Regions from separate parts of the Homo sapiens genome. Here region 1 is linked to region 2. Evidence: chromatin loops called from intact Hi-C (ENCODE). Cell type or tissue: GM12878. All regions are shown on one strand. Links, peaks and the distances in the headings refer to the core of each region. The heading gives the core; the rest is flanking DNA.

The links. A loop is a pair of places that touch in the nucleus more often than their neighbours do. Peaks named below come from ENCODE experiments on the same cell type or tissue, not always from the same donor. Only the 100,000 strongest peaks of a DNase experiment are listed, where the experiment ranks them.
Region 1: a loop joins it to region 2, with 3 times the contacts of the local background. A loop is called at or near these places in 1 of 110 quality-filtered maps.

Annotation. Positions count from the first base shown.
Region 1 is chr18:31,259,388-31,275,991 of GRCh38, forward strand. It overlaps LOC105372049 (a long non-coding RNA gene), which reads left to right. Exons shown (of 4, transcript XR_001753388.2): 4 at 40-2,910. Among named protein-coding and RNA genes, the nearest start is that of DSG1, 50 kb to the right of the region's middle. RefSeq lists an enhancer at 8,814-8,933. In GM12878, for the core only: no CTCF peak of the experiment used is centred there; DNase peaks (open chromatin) are centred at 8,924 and 9,894; H3K27ac peaks cover 2,381 bases.
Region 2 is chr18:31,654,163-31,662,162 of GRCh38, forward strand. It overlaps B4GALT6 (beta-1,4-galactosyltransferase 6), which reads right to left. Exons shown (of 9, transcript NM_004775.5): 3 at 3,814-3,927. Among named protein-coding and RNA genes, the nearest start is that of B4GALT6, 26 kb to the right of the region's middle. RefSeq lists enhancers at 4,582-4,711, 5,212-5,371. In GM12878, for the core only: no CTCF peak of the experiment used is centred there; DNase peaks (open chromatin) are centred at 4,369 and 4,919; H3K4me3 peaks cover 2,341 bases; H3K27ac peaks cover 4,411 bases.

The DNA of each region.
Region 1 (16,604 bases), core at 5,024-13,023, 390 kb before region 2:
GTTGTGCAATAATGCTCCAATATCAAAATTTGTTTTTAGGCCAGACACGGTGGCCCACGCCTGTAATCCCAGCACTTTGGGAGGCCGAGGCAGGTGGATCACCTGAGGTCAGAAGTTCAAGACCAGCCTGGCAAGACAGCGAAACCCCATCTCTACTAAAAATTCAAAAATTAGTTCAGCATGGTGGCACACGCCTGTAATCCCAGCTATTTGGGAGGCTGAGGCAGGGGAATCGCTTGAACCCAAGAGACGGAAGTTGCAATGAGCTGATATTGCACCACTGTACTCCAACCTGGGCAACAAAGTGAGACTCCATCTCAAAAAAAAATTGTTTTTAAATAACAAAATTATTATTCATGTTAATAATAATGTGCTTCATGCCCACTGAAGCACAAATCAGTGTGTTACGTCTTGGCCTTAACAAGCAATCAAGCATACTTGAGCAGGTACAAAGCACTCGAGGGAACAAGAAATCAATGTAGTATAACTAAAAAGGTTAAATATTGGAGTTTGAACACAAGTATTTATTCTTCTTGACAAAATGCCACTAAATGACACAATTTTCTTTTTTAATATATTTATTTAATATTTTTAAGACTGAAGAAGGAAATCTTTTTTTTTTTAACTTTTATTTCAATAGTTTTGGTGGAACAGGTGGTGTTTGGTTGCGTGAATATGTTCTTTAGTGGTGAGTTCTGTGATTGCGATGCACCCACAATCACCTCAGCAGTGTACACTGTTCCCAATGTATGGTCTTTTATCCTTCACCCCCACCCGCCCTTTCCCCAGAAACCCCAAAGTCCATTATATCATTCCTGTGCCTTTGCATCCTCACAGCTTAGCTCCCACTGATAAGTGAGAACACACAATATTTGATTTTCCATTCCTGAGTTACTTCAGTTAGAATAATGGTAAATAACACAGTCTTAGAAGTTAAAAGATAATGGGGCCATATATTTAAAATTCTGAGGGGAATTCATTTCTAGCTTAGACTTTGATATCTATCATACAATCAACGAAGTGTGAGAGTAAATAAAATCATTATAATGTATGTCAAGTCTCAAAATGATTACTTGCAATGCACCTCTTCTTGGAAGCTGCTCTCTCACAAGGAAATAAGTCAAGAAAACAGAAATCATGGGACCTGAGAAGCAAGAGATCCAACAAAGGGGAGAGCAGCAGAAAAATCTACGTATGAAAGCTGGGGATGGTGGCTCAGGCTTGTAATCCCAGCACATTGGGAGGCTGAGGCAAGTGGATCATTTGAGGTTAGGAGTTCAAAACAGCCTAGCCATCATGGTGAAACCCCATCTCCATTAAAACACCAAAAAAAAAACAATTAGCAGAGTTGGTGGCGTGTAGTTGAGGCAGGAAAATCGCTTGAACCTGGGAGGCGGAGGCTGCAGTGAGCCGAGATCGCACCACTGCACTCCAGCCTGGATGACAGAGTGAGACTCTGTCTCAAAAAAAAAAAAAAAAAAAAAAAAAAGTCTAAGGATGAGAATGAAGGGAAGTCCTAAGATGAATCTGATAAGGAGAGCAAGCAGCCCAAACTGCAGCCCAGGTAGAATACTCCAGGAGGGAAACTTAAAAAACAAATCAAGCAAACTAACAATTAAACAAATTTTTAAAACTGAGTGAATGATTACCTAAGCTTTCAGAGTTCTGCAAATGTTGAGGATGACTTAATGAAAAATACATAGAAATGTAAGCATCAATTGTTAACGAATTCCAAGAGAAATGAAAAATTACACAAAAAGGATATTACCTGATTCAGCTGTAAATAATGCATATGAAGTCACAATAATATAAGCACTGAATTTTCATCTTAGTAAAAATTATGGAATAACCAAATTGGGAGGATGAGTTGAAAGATAAATATCTGCGTGAAACGAATTTTTCCACTTGTTGGTTTTAAAGAGAGCTAAATGATGGTCTCATTTTCTGTAGAAGGAATTTAATAGATTATATCTCAAATTTTGAACCGAAGAGAAGTCAACATAAGTACATTTAACAATGGGAAAGAAATCCCAGAAGATCAGAATTCAAAGAGGTTGCCTCTGGTGGGTAGGAATCAGGGATATGTAGGGATTGGACATTAAGACTGCTACTTTTTCTCATACTCTTGTCATTTCGACATTTTAAAACATATTTTTTATAATTGTGGACCAGCAGTTGGCAGATCCCGATTTAAGTCCAGTCTGGTTATTCAGGAGTCCAAGCAGGTTTACTGGGTCCCTTGAACTGTATTCCCCAAATTCCAGAGCAGTTTCTAGAACAAAATAAGGAATCTCCAAATATTTGCTCCAAAACACCTTCAGGCATGTTTTGAGCATATTTTCTGAACCCAGAAGCCCCAAATTCTTGACAAAGTGTAGCATAACCATATCCTGTTCCCAAACCACGGATTGTAAAGATTTGTGCTCAGCCAGACTCCTGCCCTCTGCAGCCCCCTGTTAAATGGATTCAGCAGACTGAGAAACAGTAAGGCTCAAAGTGGCCCATCACTTTTAAGAGATTTATCTGACAAGGTGGGGAATTTCCAAGGCATCTGAGGATTTCCTAAACTTTCAGAGACCCTGCAGGCTCAGGTTTCAACATGAGTCCTTGAGACAGTTCTGAATAACCAATAGAAGGGATGGTTCCACATGCCCAGAGCCAGGAGGGCAGGACGGGAGGGCACGCTCCCTTATGGCATGGAGTGTCTATTGGGGTAAAGAAAGAGCAAGGTCATTCGTTCTTAACTCAAATATATATCCATGTACCCAACAAATGTTTTCACAATAACTTTTAAAATCTTGTCTATCACACTTTAAAAGACTGAATATTCGTGTCCATTTAATTATTTTTAAAACTGGTGTTTTTGGAAATTTGAATATAAATAAAATAAAAAGGGAAGATGGAAGAAAATGGTGTCTGGCATTGTGTCTTATAGCACGCATCTCTGTTTTTCTGTGTCTCATGATGGTTGCTATTTACAAAGCAAACCACACCTCCTTAACATTTCTCCCTCAACTACAGATCCACATTCTTCCCTTATCAGGGTCTGGTTCCTCCTAATCAACCTAATGTTTAACTAAAGTAACTCATGCTTGTTTTACTTATTTGGCATGCTTTGCCTCCTCTGAGAAAATAATTTACACATTGAGCTGTTTTGAGTACACATTTTATTCAACTGTATATAGATATTTTATATTTATAAATGTACATCATTTTATAATGTTTCAGCCTATTTAACTTAATTACAAACAGATATAGCAACTGTCTGCAAGTCGTATTACAGTTGTAAAGTAAGGATGCATTGGAAGAGCTTCCTATTAATATAAATTACTTTTAAAAAGCTGTTTTATATCAATACAAAAAGTCTTAAATTTTGAAAGCATTAATTGTATCTTTTATTCACAACACCCTGATATTGGGCAAGATTTCAAATCAAAAGAATCCAAACCCAATTATTCCAGTAGAGATGATCATTTCCCATTCTTTGGCTAGTGACTGGATTTTTAATAACCTAAAACCTCGTTGTAAATCTTTGACTATAGCAGCCTTCAGGGAGCTTTGTGGTTTGGATTTTCGGCTGCTATCCCTAGTTGCTATCAGTTAAGGATAGAGCCCTGAACCAACTAGAACCATGTGGAGGACTCTGACGCCATGTTTACTATTCCATTACCTCCCCATATCAAAATAATGAACAAGCAAGAAAAAAATGGTATAAATTACCTAGAGGAGAATGCACAAATCTTAGTTGCACAGCTCAATGAATTTTGACATAAGTATATCCCCATATGTATATCCCCAAATTTGACATATGTATATCCCCAGGTGACAAATATCCAGATCAAGAACACATTGATCACCCAAGAGAACTCCTCCAGGCCTCTTAGTGGCCCTCCCCTGTCCCAGATGTAAGTTCTTTTCTGATATCTATCACCATGAGTTAGTTTTGCATGATTTTCAAACGAAGTTAATACAAGCGAAATTATAGTCTATACTCTTCTGTGCCTGTTTTCTTTTGAAATTAATATAACATTTTTGAGATAAACATAAGACCTAAGTATGGAAAAAACAAAGTAAAATGACCTTGCTTCTAAGACACCTTGATTATGTATTTAAAAGTCCAAAAGCATTTGGAATAAAACGCCTATAAATAGTGAGATATTTAGCAAGGTCAAGAGATACAACGTCACTATACAGTAATCAATTATATCTCACTATATGTTTTGAATAACTTTATGGTTGATCCAATAATAAATTATTTGCTGAAATGAAAGTGTTCTTAAATATACACCCAGTGACACATAGAAACATAACTCTAAAACAAACATGATTAATGAGGTGAAAAAAGACCTAACATATCCCTAATACCTAGTAGACAATTAAGGTTTGTTTTTCTTGTTTTTGAGACGAAGTCTCACTCTGTCGCCCAGGCTGAAGTGCGGTGGTGCAATCTAGGCTCACTGCAACCTCTGCCTCCTGGGTTCAAGCAATTCTCATGCCTCAGCCCCTCAAGTAGCAGAGACGACGGGCACGCACCACCACGCCTTGCTTATTTTTGTATTTGTAGTAGAGACCATTTCACCATGTTGCCCAGGCTGTTCTGGAACTCCTGGAATCAAGCAATCCACCCACCTGGGCCTCCCGCAGTTTGAGGATTACAGGAATGAGCCCCCGCGCCTGGCCAAGATTTTTTTTTTTTTAAATAAAGTACTAGGCAATGCACATAAGAAAATATTAGCTCTTATATTTATCATTTTGTCCTTCCTTTGAGGAACTTTTTAAATATTATATATAATATATGTCATATTATATATATCATATAATATATAGTGTATCATATATGTAATATATTATATATTATATATTTATAATACAATTTAAAATGCTATATTATATATAATATTTTAAAATTACATTCACATAGAAATAAGGATATATGTATATATCTCTTTATCACAAAGTATTTCATAGAGTATGAACCACTGGAAATGGGACTTTGTGTTTCTATTCTGTGCTTTTAAAAAAAGATCATCTTATGAGTAAGGAATAAAATGGAAAACATTTAGATTATCTTAAAAACTGAACTACCTCTATACACTCAGGGTGCATCTGTGTGGATGTGCATGTGCACATGTTCTTTTTTTAGAAATTATTAACACTCAGAAAAATAAATGGCCAAATGAAACAGGGGGAAGTCTTAAATAGATGTAATCAAGTGAAGTAAAATGTAGGGCTGGCCGAAGACTTCGTAAAAAGCAAGGTTACCAGACAACTTATTTTCTATAACTAGATAAATGAATATAGGTGGCCATAAACACCTATCTTTTGAGTTTTCTATGTGCTAGACAGTATGCTAAAGATTTCACATTCCTCATCTCATTTAGCCTCAATAAAAACTAAAGCAGGTATTATTTCCTTATTTTATATACAAGAAACCAAGGTTTTGAGAGTTGAGGGGTTACTTCCCCAAGATTACACAATAAGTAAGTTAAAGAGACCAAGATTCAAATCAAGAGCTCACTTCTGGCTGGGTGCGGTGGCTCACGCCTGTAATCCCAGTACTTTGGGAGGCCGAGGTGGGTGGATCACCTGAGGTCAGGAGTTTAAGACCAGCCTGGCCAACATAGTGAAACCCCATCTCTACTTAAATAAAAAAAAATAGTGGGGCGTGGTGGTACGCACCTGTAATCCCAGCTACTTGGGAGGTTGAGGCAGGAGAATCGCTTGAACCCAGGAAGCAGAGGTTGCAGTGAGCCGAGATCGCGCCATTGCACTCCAGCCTCGGGGACAAGAGTGAGACTTCGTCTGAAAAAAAAAAAAAAGAGCTCACTTCCAGGCCTGGACACCATCTTCTTTGCTGCCTTCCTAAATATAAGTGAATATTCTCCATTTCCTTTTTGATCATCCTCTAAGTGCAGGGGTAAATTGTTATTTATAAGAAAATGTTCTTAAGTGTCTCAACTGCAATGAAATAGATCCTCAAAACGTGTAAGAGCAATGTGATGGAGAGACTAGATTCTAATAAATGAGGTCATAAAAACTGATGTAAAAAACTGTTATATGTTTGTTTAGCAAGCATTGACCTATAACAGTCACTTTCATGTGTGATTTTCGTGTAAACATCATAGCAACGACATAGAAAAGTAATTCCACAATTTCACAGAGGTGCACACTTGGGCTCAGAGAAGGAAATGATTTTTACTCAAAATCACAACCACTGTTTATAACTGGACAGTCACAGAGCTCCCACAAATTGAGGCACTCACTGAAAGGAAAATGCAAATGGTCAATAAAATATTTTTAAAGCCTCAACGTCATTAAAATCGGAGAAATTAACATTTCAACCACAAATCATACAAAGCTTTAACCATCAAACTGACAAATGTAAAGAGTTCAAACTTTTCCATTGATGAAAGGATGTTCAGAGAAAGTCACTGCACAAAAAGATGTTTAAAAGAGGTGTGAGGGGGATTTAGAGGTGGAGTACAAAGAAATAATTAACTTTGTGTAATTATTATGAAATTGCAGTGGTTAAAATAAAACATGTTCCTTTTGTGAAAGAAAAAAAGACTCTAATAAGCTAATGTTTTTTGTATAGGTATATGTGTTTTGGAAGAATGTTAATTCAATGGAAACATAAAAATGTGACTATACATAGCAAGATATGTAAAGAAACACTTTTTAATTATTATTTTTCTATAATATTAGTCTTCAGGTCATGATGAGAATTGAGGAAACTGAGGAGTTTATTGTCAATTCCAAAACTCTTTTTAAATCCTTAGTTTTGGGCAAATTTACATTTGTGATGAGCTATGACTTTGAACAGTACTATTTCAACGCAGTATTAAGTGAAAATTATTTTTGAAATAAAAGCATGATTTATTTGATCACATCTTATGGAATTAATTAAGCATAACTATATTAATTGCTACATAACTGAGAGCAAATTAATTGTAAGTAAATTACTTTATCACTGAATCCCTTTTAAGCAGTAGTATTATTTAATTATTGATCACTTGTAGTGGTTAATATATTTTGCAAATTCAGGGATGATACTTAAAAGTATATAAAATTTGCATCATGTCTTCTTTAATGAAAAATGTTTTTTTCTCAATGGAATAACAAAGCACATTTCAAATGTGTTCCAAAATAGAATTTGTAAATATTAACAGTACTTTTCAATTCTCTCTTATTAGGTAAAAAAAAAATTATAATTTGAGCACAGAGAATTTTCAATGCCCCTTAAACAGAAATGTCTTCCTTAATATCATAAATACAAAATTATCATAAGGTAAAATTTCCTGAAGGTGGCAGCATCCTAAGCAAATCTGTCTCCAACCTTTGCAGCAGGCAGTTTTTATGTATGGAGTAATATTACATTTCCTAATAAAAGGGATTAACAACAATACCACTCATTAATAATTATGAAAACAATGTAATAGTACTCATCATGACATGATTTCTTGAAGATTTATACAGTATAGTCTCTACTGAGGAATACATAAGTTGAACTCAATATAAATATTTTTTCAAGGTTTTTCTGAAATCTGTGAAGATTTCTGTTGATTCTCTGATTACACTAATTTTTTTTCTTGCTGAAACGTTATCTAAGTGAGAAAGTGACAGGCATACATTTTAACGTTCTAACTTTCATTTTGAGTCATACTTTAGACAAAAATAATAGGCCGGGTGCGGTGGCTCACGCCTGTAATCCCTGCATTTTGGGAGGCCGAGGCGGGCGGATCATGAGGTCAGGAGATTGAGACCATCCTGGCTAACACGGTGAAACCCCGTCTCTACTAAAAATACAAAAAGTTAGCCGGACGTGGTGGCGGGCACCTGTAGTCCCAGCTACTCGGGAGGCTGAGGCAGGAGAATGGTGTGAACCCGGGAGGCGGAGCTTGCAGTGAGCTGAGATCGTGCCACTGCACTCCAGCCTGGGCGACGAGCGAGACTCCGTCTCAAAAAATAATAATAATAATAATAATAATATTAATGCCAATTCCTTCTACATATTTCTTGAAATGTGAGGAAAATAATGATAACAAATGCTATGACTATGATTTTTGAAACTAAGAGTGGGCCCATAAATTGGGAAATAAATCTTAATTTAAACATTGGGTTTTAAAGTACTTACTCAATTCACTTCACAGTTACTTTGAAATAAAACCCCACAAACTTTTCTTATCTGACAATAAAATATAGTTTGATGATTTACTTTTGAAACTGTAATGCACTACACAGGTGGTTGTGGCTGTTATCATTATTTTTAAAAGCCAAGTTTCCACATCTGTACTTTGTGATCAGGGACTCTAATAGCAAGAAATAGTTGTATCATTGGTCAACAGAGTTATTTTGAACCTAGGTATTTTCCTTCAAAATGAGATGTGCTTTCCCCCGTCATAATAATTTTGATTCCATCACTTCTTTGTTATTCCATCTCTAAAAATGAAGATAAACATCTAAATTCTACAGTGTTTGGTCAATAACCTCCCTATTTAGATTTTAGTGCCCATTCATCATTATGCATATACCAAATTAGATTGCTGTAGAAGCAAATGTTTCTCAGAAAAATAATGAAACCCTTTATTTCATAGGTTCAGAGACATGTTGCTTCTTTGTAAATGGTAACTTGCCAGCCAGCTAACCCACGGTTAAGCAAAGATAAACTCCCTGGAAGGCAACAGATGTAATCTCAGCATTATTTTTTCTTCAGAGTTTTCCCAACCAGAATTTTTGTCTCTATTCCTGTTGCATTTTCATGTTTTCTTTCTTTCCATTTCTTTCTTTCTCTTTCCCATACTCTTCTGCATATGATTATTTTCTTCCTTTTTTTTTTCTTTCTTTTTTTCACCTCTGTCCTTCTCTCTGCAGTTTCTGATGCTGTGAACCTAGTGAATATTAAGGGACTTTCCTGGGGTATTTCCCAGAGGTTGAAGAAAAGCACCAGGACTGTGAAGTCACAGAAGCAGCCACAACACAGACTCTGGGAGGATGGGAAATGGCTAAAGTCATGATTTAGCCAGATGTTACAGAGTACAGGAAAAATAGAAAGTGAAGACCGGAAAAGTTCTATGCACTTTACTGAAATTGAAAACCCAAAATTCTCAACATGTTCATCCAATAAATTTTTTATATATATTTGGGATAAGTAAATTAAAATTGTATAAAAGATTTGTCTTAAATTCCTCAGCTAATATAGACAAAGTAGTACGACTGCACAAGCATTATCATAGATTCAGATGCGGGTATGGAGAGAGAAGAACTGGTCTGCTTTATTATATATTTTGCCAAATAGAGCTTATGGAAGAGAAGATATAAGAAAAATAATGAGGAACCTGTTTTAAACTGGATATGGGATAACTTCAGCATAAGTGATAGAATAGAAGAGAGAAAAGTAAAAAAAGGAGAAAACAGGCATGACTGACTAGTATGGGAATGTGAAAGAAATAAGAAAGAAATAAAAGTAGAAATGCAAAAAGCAATGGAAGGGTTCATATAAGTGATCAATAATTGCATCAGAATAAAATTAAGGGATATGGCCAATGGGGAAAAAGGATAATCAGGAGATTATCTGATTATAAAAGATAATGTTTGGAATAAGAGAGAGAGAGCAAAGGAAAGAGAGACAGAGAGAGAGAGATGATCAAGAGACCTGGGGAAAAAAATCTTGTTGACTGAAGTAGTAAGGTGGAAATAAATTTGGAAAGTAACATGGAGGAAGAAGCAGTAAAATGTTGTCATGAATAAAAGGAGAGCTGGTCTGAGATCATCTGCCAAGTGGAGGAGATGTGGACACCTGAGACAAAGGAAATATCAGTGACTACTGAGCGAGGAGTTGGAGCTTTGCCATAAACCAAGTAAAGTGAAAACACTAGTTCTTGCCAGCAAGCTGACTTTCACATGAAAGGGCAACAAACACATAATTTAATTATCATTGAAAGCAAAAATGACACCAACTGTGTTTTAAACTCTTCCTCATCTCATGGGATGTGATAATAAGTGAATCATGACAGCATCAAGCTCATTTCTGGTGCTTCACTAAAGTAACACAGTAAAAACATTAGCAGTCAAGAATTTGTGTAATTATTCAGTATCATCTTCCTGGAAAATTTTAGATACTTTGCAATTGAGATGCATTTACATGTTTCCTGATTCCTTCTTCAAAATAAAGGTCCATATGCAGTTTTTTGCCAAAACGAACAGAGAACGGAGAGGCAAAGCAGAACTACCCCAAGCTAACCTCCTTTGCCCATGGGTAGAACAGGCTTGTCACACCGAAAGTGAAAAACTCCCCATTAGAATATTGACTCTCCTCTGTAAACATCCAGTACAAGGAAATAAGAATACATGGATGCAAAGTAAACTCTTAGTTTCTACAATTGGTAGATAAAAGCTGGTGTTAATTTTTCTTTAAGCAGCCCAGGGTGCTTGACCTCCTTGAATCTACCTATGGTGTCGGAGGAATTCGTTGACATAAAGGTCCCCCAGCTCAGCAAGAGATAAGCCAGGGAAACATTGGAGTTTATGGCCGGGTTCTCCTGATACTGTTAGAACACTAAACCTTAGGGAAAGGACTATTTTTTTTTCTTCAAACTTCAGGGAGGCAGGCTTAGAATTAATTGCCCTTCCAGACAGAGAAGAGAGAATGTGATGCCTCTGGACACAGCAGTGTCTTGAACTTAAGACAAGGACATTGCAGTGTATTTTTCTGGCCGCCTTCTTTTAGTCAGTTCTAAAGGGATTCAAAAAGCTCTTTATAAAAGCAAATTTAGAAGAAGCTCTGTCCAAACTCATAGAGTAAGTTTAATTACTTCTAAAATTAACATAAAATGTGGAAAAGTGCACCTGTTATAGGCATATGCCTCAATAAATTTTTACCAGGTAACTAGACCCATGTAACCAGCTCCTTAATCATGATCTAGAACATTACTAGAAGGCCAGCCATCACTAACTCTCCAAATGTCACCACTGGCATGAATACTGATAACAAAGTTTTGCCTGTTTTTGTTTTTTGGTTTTTGTTTGTTTACATTAAATAAATGAAATAATGCTATATGTTCTCCTTTGTGACATATAGCTTCTTCCACTCAATAGTATGTTAGTCTGATTCATCCACATATTTTGGGATTGTTCTGAGTTGGTTATTCTCATTGCTCTATAGTATTCCATTATATGAATGTGCTGTAATGTATTATTCAACCTATTATTGATGATGTTAAAAGAAAAACTTCGGCCAAATTAAATTTAAAGTAGTTTTATTGAACAATGAACAATTTGTGAGTCAAGCAGCCCTCAGAATCACTGCAAATTCAGGGAGACTCCAGGGATGCCTCAAGGTCAGAACAAATTCATAGACAAAAAAAAGGGAAGTGATGTACAGAAATCCAAAGTGAGGTACAGAAACAGCTGAATTGGTTACAGGTTGGCCTTTGCCTTATTTGAACACAGTTTGAACACTTGGCAGCGTTTGAGTGGTTGAAGTAAGGCTGCTGGGATTGGCCAAGACTCAGCGATTGTTACAGGCCCATACTCCTAAATTAGGTTTTCAATCTTGTCTACCTATTAAGTTAGATTACTGTTCATCCACGATGACTCAAATATAGAAGTATGGAGCCATTCTCAGGACATATTTAGTTTGCTTTAACGATGGACGTTTGAATAGTTTCTAGTTTGGGGACATTATTAATAGTCCTGCTATGGATATGCTTATATGTGTCTTTCAGTGTGTATATTATTCACTTCTGAAAGGGATAGGTGGAATTGCTAAGCCATAGGTTATGTATATGTTCCTGTGTTTTACTAGATAGTGCCAAATAATTTTCCAAAGTATTTCTATCAATTTATATTTTAATTGTAATGTACGAGAGCTCCAACTGCTCTACATTTTTAATAACTCTTGACATTTTCCATCTTTTTATTTTAGTTTTCTAATGGGTGACCATATGGCTTTAGAGCTGTACTGTAGGAATAGTTGAAGAGTCTCAGACCAAATCCTGAAAATTCCAGTTGTAAATGATATATTTGGGTCTCACATCCTACTCGGGTATGTGATTTTGGTGATTGAAAATAAATTGATTTCTAAAAAAACCTACCTAGCAAACAACTTTACTCATCAACAAAAACTGTGAAAAGCAGTTGTGGGGCCAATTCTTCAATTCATTACATCCAACAAACCTCCAGTTTCAAGGATTATATTTTTTCTAGTAATTTCATTTTTCTTCCGAATAGTTTTACTTTTAACCAGTCTAGTTATCTACTCTTTTATAGGTTTATCCAAAATGCTTTAGTTTTTTCAAAGCCATAAAGGAATCTTTAGAAAACTTGTTATACATGAAAATGTTGTTCATTAAGTTATTACTATATGCTATTAATCATGATAATTATCAGGGATCCAAAGATGAATAAAATAGAGTCCATTTTTCAGTGATTTACAAACTAAGGAGTAGATAATAATAGCTAACATTCTTTAAGTGTTTACTATGTATATTTTACATGTATTATCTCATTTAATACTTACAACAAATATACTAGTAGGTTCTACTATTGTCCCCTATTATAGATGAGGAAACTGAGGCACAGAGATGTAAAGAAACTTATCCAAGGTAGCAATGATGTTGAAATATGATTCAAATCTGGGAAGTCTGATTTCAGAGTACACTTTAAACCATTACGCCACCTTATGACTACAACAAAAGGTACACTAGAATATGTGCTTTAAAATACGGCTAAAAACAAAGTTATTGAGAAGATATTAAGTGGGAGAGCTGAGTTCAGACTGTGAGAGTTGGGAACTTTATGGAAATGGCCAGGTATTTAAAATTAGGTAGTACTTTCAAAGAAAAAATGAAGAGAAATGGAATTCACATAGTGGTAATAACACAGATTCTAAGCTCCTTGGGGGAAGGAAGTGTGCTTTTTGTTACTGTAAACTGATCGACTAGAAAAAGGTCTGTGAGTGAGCTGATGTTGAATGAACATAGAGATTTGGGGCGTGTCAAGCATCATAGGCATCCTGTGGCCATATGCTACAGTTTAATGTCACTGAAAGAACATGCATGAACATGTGAGTGGGTGAAGATTGATGTTCAGAGCATATTTGGGAAAGCAGTACTTGTGGGTCAACATAATCAAAGAATAGGAGCTTAGCATAAGGTGTAAAATGTCTCATTCTGTACAATTTACTTTATACTGTCAAGTTGGAATCCCTGATTGAAATGATTTCTTCCAAAATTCTATGAGTGGTTTTTCCAAAGAAGCATTAAATTTATTTGCATATAAACTAGGCCAAATTTTAAACTGTTCTCAATAATGTTATTTTCATATAATAGCTTTTATATCTTAAGTACCTTAAAGAAATTATTGACCCCAAATATTACTTCAGTGTTAAAGAGGAAAAATGAATATAAAATATGCTTCAAATAACAAATATTGAGCAGATATAAATAAGATGAATAAATAAACCAACAATGGCCAAGTAAAGATATTTTAAAATTAGGAACCTAATAGTAGTTGAAAAATATTTATCTTTGCCTATAATTTTTAAAATGTAAAATGTAGATTATAACAACCTTGAGATAATATGTTACACCTGTAAGAGTGACAGAAATATTTTCAATGATAATGCTGGCTATGTTGTGATCAAATTGGCCAAACAAAACATTGTTAGTAACTTTATAAATTATAGAATCCTTTTGGAAACAATATGTTTCAACAATCATGAAAAAATTCATATCATAGTTATATCGTTTTTGGAAAGTTGCTCATTTATTTACTTAACAGATTTTTATTGAGCACCTATGCTGGTGGCCTAGAACATAAATATCGGCGATATGTATCACCTTCCTTCAAAAAGCTAATATACTAATTGAAGGCTTGAAACAAATCATAAAATACTTTTAGTTGAGTAATAGCTTTAATAAGGTATAATATGCATGGGAAAAAAAGAAAACCAAGAATAAATTATCCTTAGGAAACCGTTTTATTTAAACAGCAAAAGGCGGATTCATGAAGATGTCTGCAATAACAAAACATAATAAAGGGATACAAAACTCCCCAAACCTAAAATATATTGACTTGATAAGATAGTTTAAAGCATTCAGATAAGACAGGGTAGAATATGACAATACTTTTATAATTGCAGAACCATAGTAAATAAAAAGATAATAAAATGGCATTTAATGTTATGTTTTTTGTCCAGTAAATGGTAAACTTTATTTATTTGATGGTTCTTGGAAAGTTGAAGAAAAATCTCTTTGAATTATAAAATTATAGAGATTATACCTGAATAAAATTGAAAACTCTGCTATGTTAAGTTGTGGAATGTTAAGGCAAATTAGTATTACATTTGCACCATATATTCCAAGAAATTCAAAATTGCTCTAAATTATAAACACAGTATTTCTTTCAAATAAGTGGGTATTGTTTGGTGGCTATCTCAATATTTTTCATGCAAGAAAAATGAAGCCGAGATTATTTAAATGACGTGTCACTTGTTTGATACAACAGGAGAGGCTCTTTAACTCAACTTAACAATGATTTCCAATGGGTTCAGCAGCATCTAATCAGAAACTTTCAAAGCAACCTTTTCTTTATCTGCCAGACTTTGAATATGGAACACAGTGTGTTTTTTTTCACCAGGTATTATATTATAGCACTATAAAGTCATTCTGGATGTCTAACTATGACACTTCTTTGTACAAAGTTCACAGATATAAAATTTTGAAAAAATTTTGAGCCAGTAAAATTTCTTCCAGAAGGCAAAATTCCATGAGGTTTTGTTTTTAATATCTGCATACACACAGTTTTCATCATCAAAGCAAGTTAATAGTATTGCAAGAAAAATAACTCTCAGGATTATACTATAATCACATAGACTTTTCAGCATTGACCCCTGCTGTTATTAGGTGGAATACTACTTTAAGTATGGCTGCAAACACTTGTACCTAATTGCACTTGTGAAGTAAATAACAATGCTTGGATTGTGCCCTTTCCTGCTCCAAAGCTGTTTGCAGTTGTACCAACAAGTTGATAGGTACGATTTGACCTCTGGCTCACAAGTTTGAAAACAAATGGCCCGTGCACATTTCAGACAATTATTTCTTTAGAACAATTTATGTTGGTCCCAGCTTTTACGTAAGTATTCTATAAAAGAAAGGTGTTACGTAGTATAATGTTTCTACAGAAATCTTTAACTCTTTAAAAGTTGGAAAGAAAAGTTATGTCTTCAAATAAGTTATTTTTAATTTTTCAAAGAAAATGCTTCGTGATTATTTATTTGACTTTGCACAGTCTAAATTGAAAACTGAAACAAGTCTTTTTACTTAGAAAAAAAGAATTATCAATTCTTTGAATAGATCTAATAATACTGAATAGACCTAATGTTTTAGAACTATATCTATCTGTGCTTTCACAGAGCCAAGTTTGTGAGATAGACACAACACTAATTAATATTTCTCTTATTCTTTTAAAATGGGAAAAGTAATAAAGATATTAGCCAATTATGTTTCTTATTGCTCTCCTTATGTTCTCAGACATTTAGCTGTCCCTAATTTAGCCTTCTCTCCTGCCTGCTTGCTTACAAACTCCCAAGTTCATATTTTAAGCAATTTCAATCAGGACAGATTAATAAATCCCAGCCTATTCATGGGAATTAACTAATTCAGAATGAATCTTTCCTAATTGTTTTGTGTTCACATGGGTGTTTGCTTTGGCCCCTCTCCAAGCCTCCAGCCAAGGGAGAACATTGTCTCACCACACCCAACTAAAAACAGAGTCAAGGAATGATTCCTTTGGTGAAAGCGTCACTGAATAAGCAGTTTTAGCTTGGTGCGTGTGTGTGTGTTTTTTAAAAGGAGATCTGTTTGTAGATTGTCAACAAAGCAGTTTCCACATAGAAGAATACCAATTCCTATTGTTGCTTTTTTTCCTAGCAATAACATTCTGAAATTTGCAATCTTTAGCACCAAGTTTTTAAAATCCTAAATGACATGTTGTTTTTTCCTGTATGAAAGTTTTCTTAAAAAGCAAATTGTAATTATTTTCTCAATCGTTTTCTTTTTGTTTTTCACCTCTACCCTTCCAAAATAACATAATTTCTGATAGTGTCATCTTTTAAATTTTAAAAGCGCATTCCTGAGTTAGCTCTTTCTTTTCAGAAGGCAAACATTGGTGCTCCAGTATAAAAACTAAAAGGTGCTGACACTATTATGGCACAGAACTTTTTACATAGTTTCTTGCCCTTCTGCATATGAAAGTCCAGAATTAGTTATTACATGGTTGGATCTGGGGACTGTGTCTGAGCCCACCAGAGAAGCCTGGTCCAAGCTTCCCATATCAGGGATCTCTTAATTTTTGAAGAATAATGCAGATTGGGTGCTTATAAAAAAAAAAAAAAAAAGAGAAATATGCCCATGAGCTGAATTGATATTCTAGAGAAAAATGGAGAGGCTTTCATAGAGAAATGAGGAAGTGCTAGTGAGGTTTTAGAGCCTCTGGTTCCTCTCCAAATCTACATCCAGGAAGTATCACCACCACTTTCCAAGGTGATGAATCAGACAATCCACTCCTCTCAGGAGCGGTTTCTGCAGTGGTGGCTGGCAAAGCAC
Region 2 (8,000 bases), core at 1-8,000:
TCACTGCAAACGTATTCTATTTGAATAAGAATTAAAAGATAGGAAAACTAAAGGTAAGTCTATTTTCAGTCTAATGCAGAGTATGCAATTGACATTTTCCATTTCTACCTCACCCATAAAAATTAAAATCAAAACATCCACACTAAGCACTTATTAATTTTTAGCCTTAGACAAGGTGAAACTTCTATTTTACTTTGTTAGCACAAAGAATCTTACATAAATGCAATAAAGCTGAATGTGGATTTGCCCTTTGGAAAATCTATAAATACTAACAAACAAGAAAGAAGTATTCACTCATACTCTTCATATAAAATATACATATTAAAATAGGCTTTATAGTGTAATTGGCCACTATTGAATATGAAACACTGCTGAAATGTATGAAACACATTTTATCTGTATTCTAGTTTGAAAAATTCACTTTATCTTTACAGAAATCCAGTGCCAGTGTTTCCATTGCTATACTAAGTAAAAATCAAAGAAGTTTACAACAGAATAATCAAATACACCAGTGTTAAGCCTTAACTTCACTTTTAGTGACTATAAGTAAATATTACTTGTACTTGAATGGTTTTCATCTAAGTAGATCTAATTCTTACACAAATCCCTTCTAATTATTATTTGGGAAAGAATCATATTCAATTATTTTGTGTAACTATTATAAGATTTTATACTTATGTATTTTATTGCATTGTTCTCTATTATCAATGAAAACTATCTTTTTAAGTAAAAAAATGTAAGGATACATAGCTAATAATAAAACTTCTAAACTCCACACATTTCTCCTAGGTGTCTCATTTCCTTGACCATTGTAAAGTCTGGCTCTATTATTCAAAGAAGGAGGGAGAAGGAAAGGGAGAATCAAATTAATACCTATCAAACTTTAAGCACTGTGTGCTTCATTCTATCCTTACCACACTCTGCAGATGGTATTGGAATCCCAGGTTTTACAGGTAGGTAAACTAAGCCTCCACTTTGCGGAGGTCACAGGACAAGTGAAGTGCTCTGTCGGGCAGCTCGTGCAAGGCTCTCTTGGCAGAAGCCTCGTTATGTTGGCTGTACCCATGGCTCCTTTCTAAAGCCTTATCTGTATGTGGCTGTATTTTCTACCAAATCACCTTGCCACCATGGCCACCACGGCCACCACTAATTGGGCACAAAATTGGGACAGGACCCAAAGTTGGCAGCCCATGAGAGGGACTGCTGTGAAAAGATGGCTGGCCACACTAGTGTGATCCTCTCTTATAAAAGAATGCAAGGATCCCAGGGAAGCAGAGAGAAGGGGCAGTAGTGCTGAGACCCCTCCCCACCCCCAGTGAAAAGGCAGTGCACAGCAGCCACGCACGACGCAATCTCTCAGGCACCACAAGAGATGGTACAATGGGCTGTGGGGCGGGAGGAGAGGAGTACCAGAATGATGAAGTGGCAGACAGATGCTTTGAAATAGAGTTTAATTAGTACTCATAAAGCACTAATTAAAGAAAATGGCAACTAAACCAAGAACAGAAAGATTTCCTGAAACTATAAACCTTGAATATGAAAATTATGAAGATGAAATTATTGTAATCAATATTTCAACAGAACATTACCCAGTGGTTTCAGTATTACACAGACAAAAGTATTCATTTTTAGGAAAACAAGGCTGCAATAACAAAGTAATGACAACCACAAAAATCACTGAGTTCCATTCTTTATTATGGTACAGCAAAGAGACAGCAAGATTAGAATCACCTGAGAATTTTTTTTTTCTTAAATACCAGGGACCAGGCCCACTACTCTAGATCAGTGGGTCTCAATACGTGGCCCAAGGCTCAGCGGCAACAGCATCACCTTGCGGGATTTGTTAGAAATGCAGATTCTCAGGCCCGCTCCAGACCTGCTGAGTCTGAAACTCTTGAGAGCTGGACCAGCAATGGGGCTTGACAAGATGATCTGGGTGATTCTGATGTACCCCCAAGACTGAAAGCCATGGCCTTAGATGATATTAGAAGGTCAATCTTTCTTTTTATTATTGATATATAATATCTATCAACAATAAGCTAAAACAAGTCCTACAAATATGATAGGCAAAGGCTAATTTCCTCAATTAAAAAAGCTCGTGTCAAGAATAAAAAACACAGATACAAAATACATCAGAATATGGATAAATAAGCAATTCAAAAAGATGTTTATTTAAATCTTTATATCAAATCCAAGATACAAACCTATATGTACAAAGTAGGCTTAAAAATCATGGGGCAGGGGTAGAAGATACACACACAAAAAAAAGCTAAAATAATAGCCGTGTGGCTTCTGAGTGTTGACAGTACAGTATAGTGTTTTTTTTAAAATAATGATAATGTATTATCTTCATAATTAAAAATATATATATTTAAAGTACAGTAGCTTTATCACTACCACATATTACACACAAAGGTTAAAAACAAAATAGTAAAATCATTAGAAGGAAATAAAGGTATTTATCTGTATGGCCTCTGGGTAAGAAAAGGTTTAAGACCAAAAAAAAGCAAAACACCTAAGTAAAGTTATTAAAAAATTTGAAAAGGTCATAATTTTAAACTTCCATAAAATAAAAGACAAAACAAGAAGCCTGGGAATGTGAAAAGATACTTACAAAACACATAGCAGACAACAGGCCACTGCCAGAATATAAAGAATTTCTACAGATCAATACCAACACACAATAACCAACCAGGAACTGATAAAGCCCATGATGCAGCAAGTCACAGGAGAGAAAATTTAAAAACACAAACATAGGAAAACTTACTCAAACCCACCAGGAATGAGGGAAGTGAAAATCGAAACAACGAGAAACCATTTATCTTTCAGATTAGCAAGAATTTAAAAGTCCATCAATATCAAAGTGGTACATTCATGCTTTGCTGTTAGGGATATAAATTGGTATAGCTGCTTTTGAGAGCAATTGACAAAATCTGGAAAACCTGAGCCAACCTACCCAGCAATTCCACCACTAGCCATCAACCCTCAAGTACACATGCATATACGCACAGGAAAACTCACACTCTGTTGTTCTTTATACCAAAATATATATATATATTTTTTTTGCTATTTTGTGATAGCAAAAATGTTGAAACCACCTAAATGTTCATCAGTGGGGAAACAGGTAAATGAGATGTGATACATTTATACAAAGACGTACCACACAGTAATAGTTAAGGGAAAAAAATTAGATCTATATGTAACAACATGGGTAGTTCTCAAAAAAGTATGTAAAAAAGCAAGTTACAAGAATGAAATGTACTTTATAGACCAATTTACATAATTTCTCCTTTGAAACAATATCTATTTTCTATACAGACATCTATCTATGTAGAAAACAATTTTCATAACCGGAAAGAATACTCAGCAAACTCTCAGTAGAGGTGAGGTTACTTCTGAGGAAGGAATGGGGAGCCAGCACTGGGGATGGTGGTCAAAAAGGACTGGCTTAATCAGGAACATTATAACATATTCAAAAGGAGACTACACATTAATTGCTCTCTTAAGCACTGTTTTAAAAGAACTTGGACATAGGTAAGCCGAAGTATTAGTTTTTAAAACTGGTTGGGAACAATATGGGTATTTGTCATTTTCCCCCTTTGTATTTTTCTTCAGCTTTTCAATCATCCCCCTTCAAAATGCGCTTTGCCAAAAAATAAATAAATAAATAAAAGTTCAAATAACATGCTGCATAATATAAACATTTGCACCCAGGTGCACATGACCTGCTCCTGCTGCACTCAAATCATGTGGTTTTTATGACTGTATTGTAACACAAGTAAACAGTTAAGTCAAAATTAGATGACGACTTACGCATATAAGGCAGCTTTTCTGGACAGGGGAGGTATGGTGAGTATGTGAAGTTTTCCGGGAGATACGTTGTTGTTTGAACAAGATAATCACTTGAATTATTGCCTTCGGGATAATCTTGGAAAGAGAGAAAAGAGTTACAAAAAAAAAAAAAAGGCCTTTTGCTTTCTCCCTGGAATGAAATACGTCACTATCACTGGGAGAAAACTACAATATACAATCTACAGAAGTACTTAAAATCAATTATCTTTAAGGAACTAGAGAACAGCAAACTGCTGCGGGGAACAGACCTCTCAGCATGATTTCCCAAGAGACATCTAGAGAGCAGCACACCCTTATCCTTGCACACAGACATGGCAGTCCCACTTGCAACCATGTGAGAACACCTGCTCCCGTCCCTCCCCTGGCTGAGCCCGATCTACAGGGAGTGTGAAAGTACACCAGGGAATCCCCTCCACTATGGCACAGCCAGGGGTGTTCCAAACCGCTGCGTGCTGCTACTAGCATCCACAGAGCAGAGGGGTGGGAGTAATGTTTTCTTACCACCTCACACTGTAGAAACTGAGATTTACCCACTCAACTTACTTTTGTAATACAGCTCATTCTAAACCTTTAAGTTAGTCATTCCCAGCCTGTGGGCTGCAGCCCCGGGGGAGCCCTGGAGCTATTATTACATTAGGTCCATTATCTTTAGAGTCAGCAAATTAAACTGCATACAGGGCACCAAAGTCAAATGCCTGAGTTCAAATCCTTGCTCCAACACACTGTAGCTGTGTGATACAGGGCAGGACACGATGTAGCTTGCCATCTATGCCTACTTCATACTGTCATTTTTAAACTTCAATAAGACAAAATGTGTAAGGTGCTGAGAACAATCCCTGGCCCATAGAAATAGCTAATAACTGTAGCTATGAGCGATTAGAGATGAGCACCTGACCCACGAGACAGTCACAGGCTCAGGATTTTTGAATGTGGAACCAGAGAGATCACATTTCAGTCCCTTTCTGGAGCAAAGTTCTGAGACGCAAATCTAGAAACCATGACACACAGGTTTCCTGCTATGTAGGGAAGCTGGCCTAAGAGAATGACATCAACATGCAATGAGTGAAATGAGAGACGGAAACAGCTCATTAAACTACCGTCTGTCTCCTGGATCACAAACAATGTACTACAGAAAGTGAAACTCTAGCAGACACTTTAGGAAAATGTGAAGATATTCTTTGAATGTTGAGTAATCTGCTCCAATGAGAGACAATGTAGAAGCTAAACCCTCTGACCATAGGGAAATGAGAGAATCCTGCGAATTAGATAGGAAGTATGTGAGAGGAGCCAAAGAAAACTAAGCACCTCCATTGCACACCTTTACCTAACATCAATATTCAGTCATTGTCACAATGGAGTTGGTGGGGATGCTGCCTAGGAGTCAGGACAGTACTTCAGGGCAGAGACTCACGCCACCTGCAAGACTGCTGAATGAAAGAGGCCCTGCCACGGCTGCTAAGCAGAGGGTGTTGGGACGGGCAAAGGTTCCAGGCTGGGTATCAAGGAGGAAACAGAAGCCACAAGAGAAGGTCCAATTCCAAAGAAGTGCTTGGAAACCCCAGTTACAAATTTCACAGGGCATCAGTAAGGTGTTAAGGTAAATGCATTCCCAGAAAACCCCAACATAGTAGAGATCAATGATGGTACAACTGCTAAGGCCTATCCTACCAGGAAGTGGGAAAGCCCCAATGAGACAATCCTCCCCACTCTCCCTGGGCGAGTGCTGGAAAGTGTCTGACAAGGAAAATCTTCCAAATAACAAGGGGAGGAGAAATTCAGTGAACATTAATTGTTTTGTATGCCCAGTGACACCCCAAGACCACAGACACTACACTGGTAGCCCATGCTCAATGTATTCCCCATATGTCTAAAAGATTTAAAGATACCAAGCAAAAGCAAGTGTAAGGAAGTCCAATAAAGTTCTGATTCTTTTCCTTTTTTTTTTTTTTTTTTTTTGAGACAGGATCTTGCTGTGTCACATAGGCTGGAGTGCAGTGGCATGATAATAGCTCACTGCAGCATTGACTTCCTGGGCTCAAGTGATCCTCCTAGCTCAGCCTCCCAACTATTAATAGCTGGAACTACAATCATGCACCACCACACCCAGCTAATTTTGTATTTTTTGTAGAGACAGGGTCTTGCCAGGCTGGTCTCCAACTCCTCGGCTCAAGCAATCCTCCCACCTCAACCTCCCAAAGTGCTGGGATTACAGGCGTGAGCCACCATGCCTGGCCTGATTCTTTAAATATATATATCTACATATATACCAAAATTCTTGTTTTTTTCTTTTTGTTTTTGTTTTTAAAAAAAGGGCTTCTCTCTCTATGGGGACTCCTACCTTGCTAGTGGTAGCAGCAAGTGCAATAAGCATGAATTGGGTTTCTGTCACTCCCACCAAAACTGCTTAAGATTACTATTGTTATGAGTTTTGTGACAGTGTCTAGTCAAGTTCATTGATTTACACCTTAGAGTTACTTATTTATCTTCAATATTCCTGGAAAGGAAGATAAGGCATTCTTATTTGAGGGAGACAGTAACAGTAAGAAAAGAAAAAAAAAAGAATTCTTAAAAATAAGTTTGCCAAAATTTAAAAAATCAAATCAAAGCATTGTAGTAAAGTCAGAGCAATCTCCCAGAAAGATAGAAAGGAAAGAAAAAGAATTGAAAAACGAGAGAGAAATAATACATAATAGGAGTTCCAAAAAGAAAGGAAAATAATAGGAAGACAAATTATCAAAGAAATAATATAAAAATATTTTGGAGAAATGAAGGGTAAGATATTCCATACTGATAGGACTGCTCCCAGCAAGAGAAGAAAAACAAAGCTCCAAGATGCTCTTTGTAAAATTTAAAAATACAAAAAGATCCCAAAAGTCTCCAGAAAAAACTGGTCCATGAACAGTAACTGCCATCAGGATGGTCAACAGACTTCTCAAAAGCAGCACTGGAAGAGAGAAGACAATGGCATGGGAATTTTGGAAACCCCCCCTTAGCGTGGTCAACTCATGTGCCTAAGGGAAAATCAGCGATAGATTAAGACGGCTCTGCAAATTGGGGGGAAAAAGAGTTAACAAGTAACATCAACAAAAATAAACAGATCTACAAAACGAACAATCACAACTAGACTCAGGAAAACAAACCATTATCTACATTCTCTTAACAACATCAACAATACCGATTTGAATTTAAATTGTGACATAATTATATTGGGGATAAGGATAGGAAAAATTGGGGTGAGACTATAATACTAAATGTCTTTCTTCCATAACAAGAGTAGTTTAAATTGATAAATCAAGAGACAGCAGGATAGAAACATAAAGATAAATACAGAATAAATTGTTAGTTCTCTGAGGATTGGGACTCAGGGAGGAGTGAGCTAGGAGACTGTTATTACATTATACCCTTTTCTACTATTAAAATATAAAAAGTTCTACTTAAAAATGCAAGAATATGAATAAATGAGCAGTTAAAACAATAAATATTGAATGGCAAGTTCTTCATTAATTAGCTAGTGTGCGCTCTCGCTCTCTCTCACACACACACACACAGAGTTCATATTATAGCTTTTGTTGCACATACCACCAGAAAAAAAGATGGGCTAGCTATATAGAGATGATAATTTTTCTGAATCTCTTCAATTTTTACTAAGGACATACTATACACTACACATTCACAGGAATGAGACAATAAATAAGGTTGTCCTTGGATGTACAACTATGATATAACAATATTTTAAAATACAAAAGAAAAAAAAGTAAGTTTGTCCCTGGGGGTCATCTGCCTTGAGACGTTACAAGGCTCATTTTCTTATAATCCTGAGGCAGAAAAATATCTACATTTTCATTCAATCCTTTTGTTAATGTCATGCATTAACTTTAAATAAGAGTATTTCCTTACTCTGCATAATTTATTAATTTCATCATTAATGCTTGGGCTCCTTCTCTTAGCCACATGCTATGATTCTCTGAACCCACATCCAACTCACAGAAGTGCTCGGCTCTCTAGACATTTCTGCAAAACAAACTATTAACTCCTTCTGGGGAGTCAGATGGCAACAGGAGGGCCAGAGAGAATTGTTCTACTTTTTATTTTAGTGCTAGAATGACTGAATCACAAGAGTAAACATTCCATCACTTTTATCAGTTTTT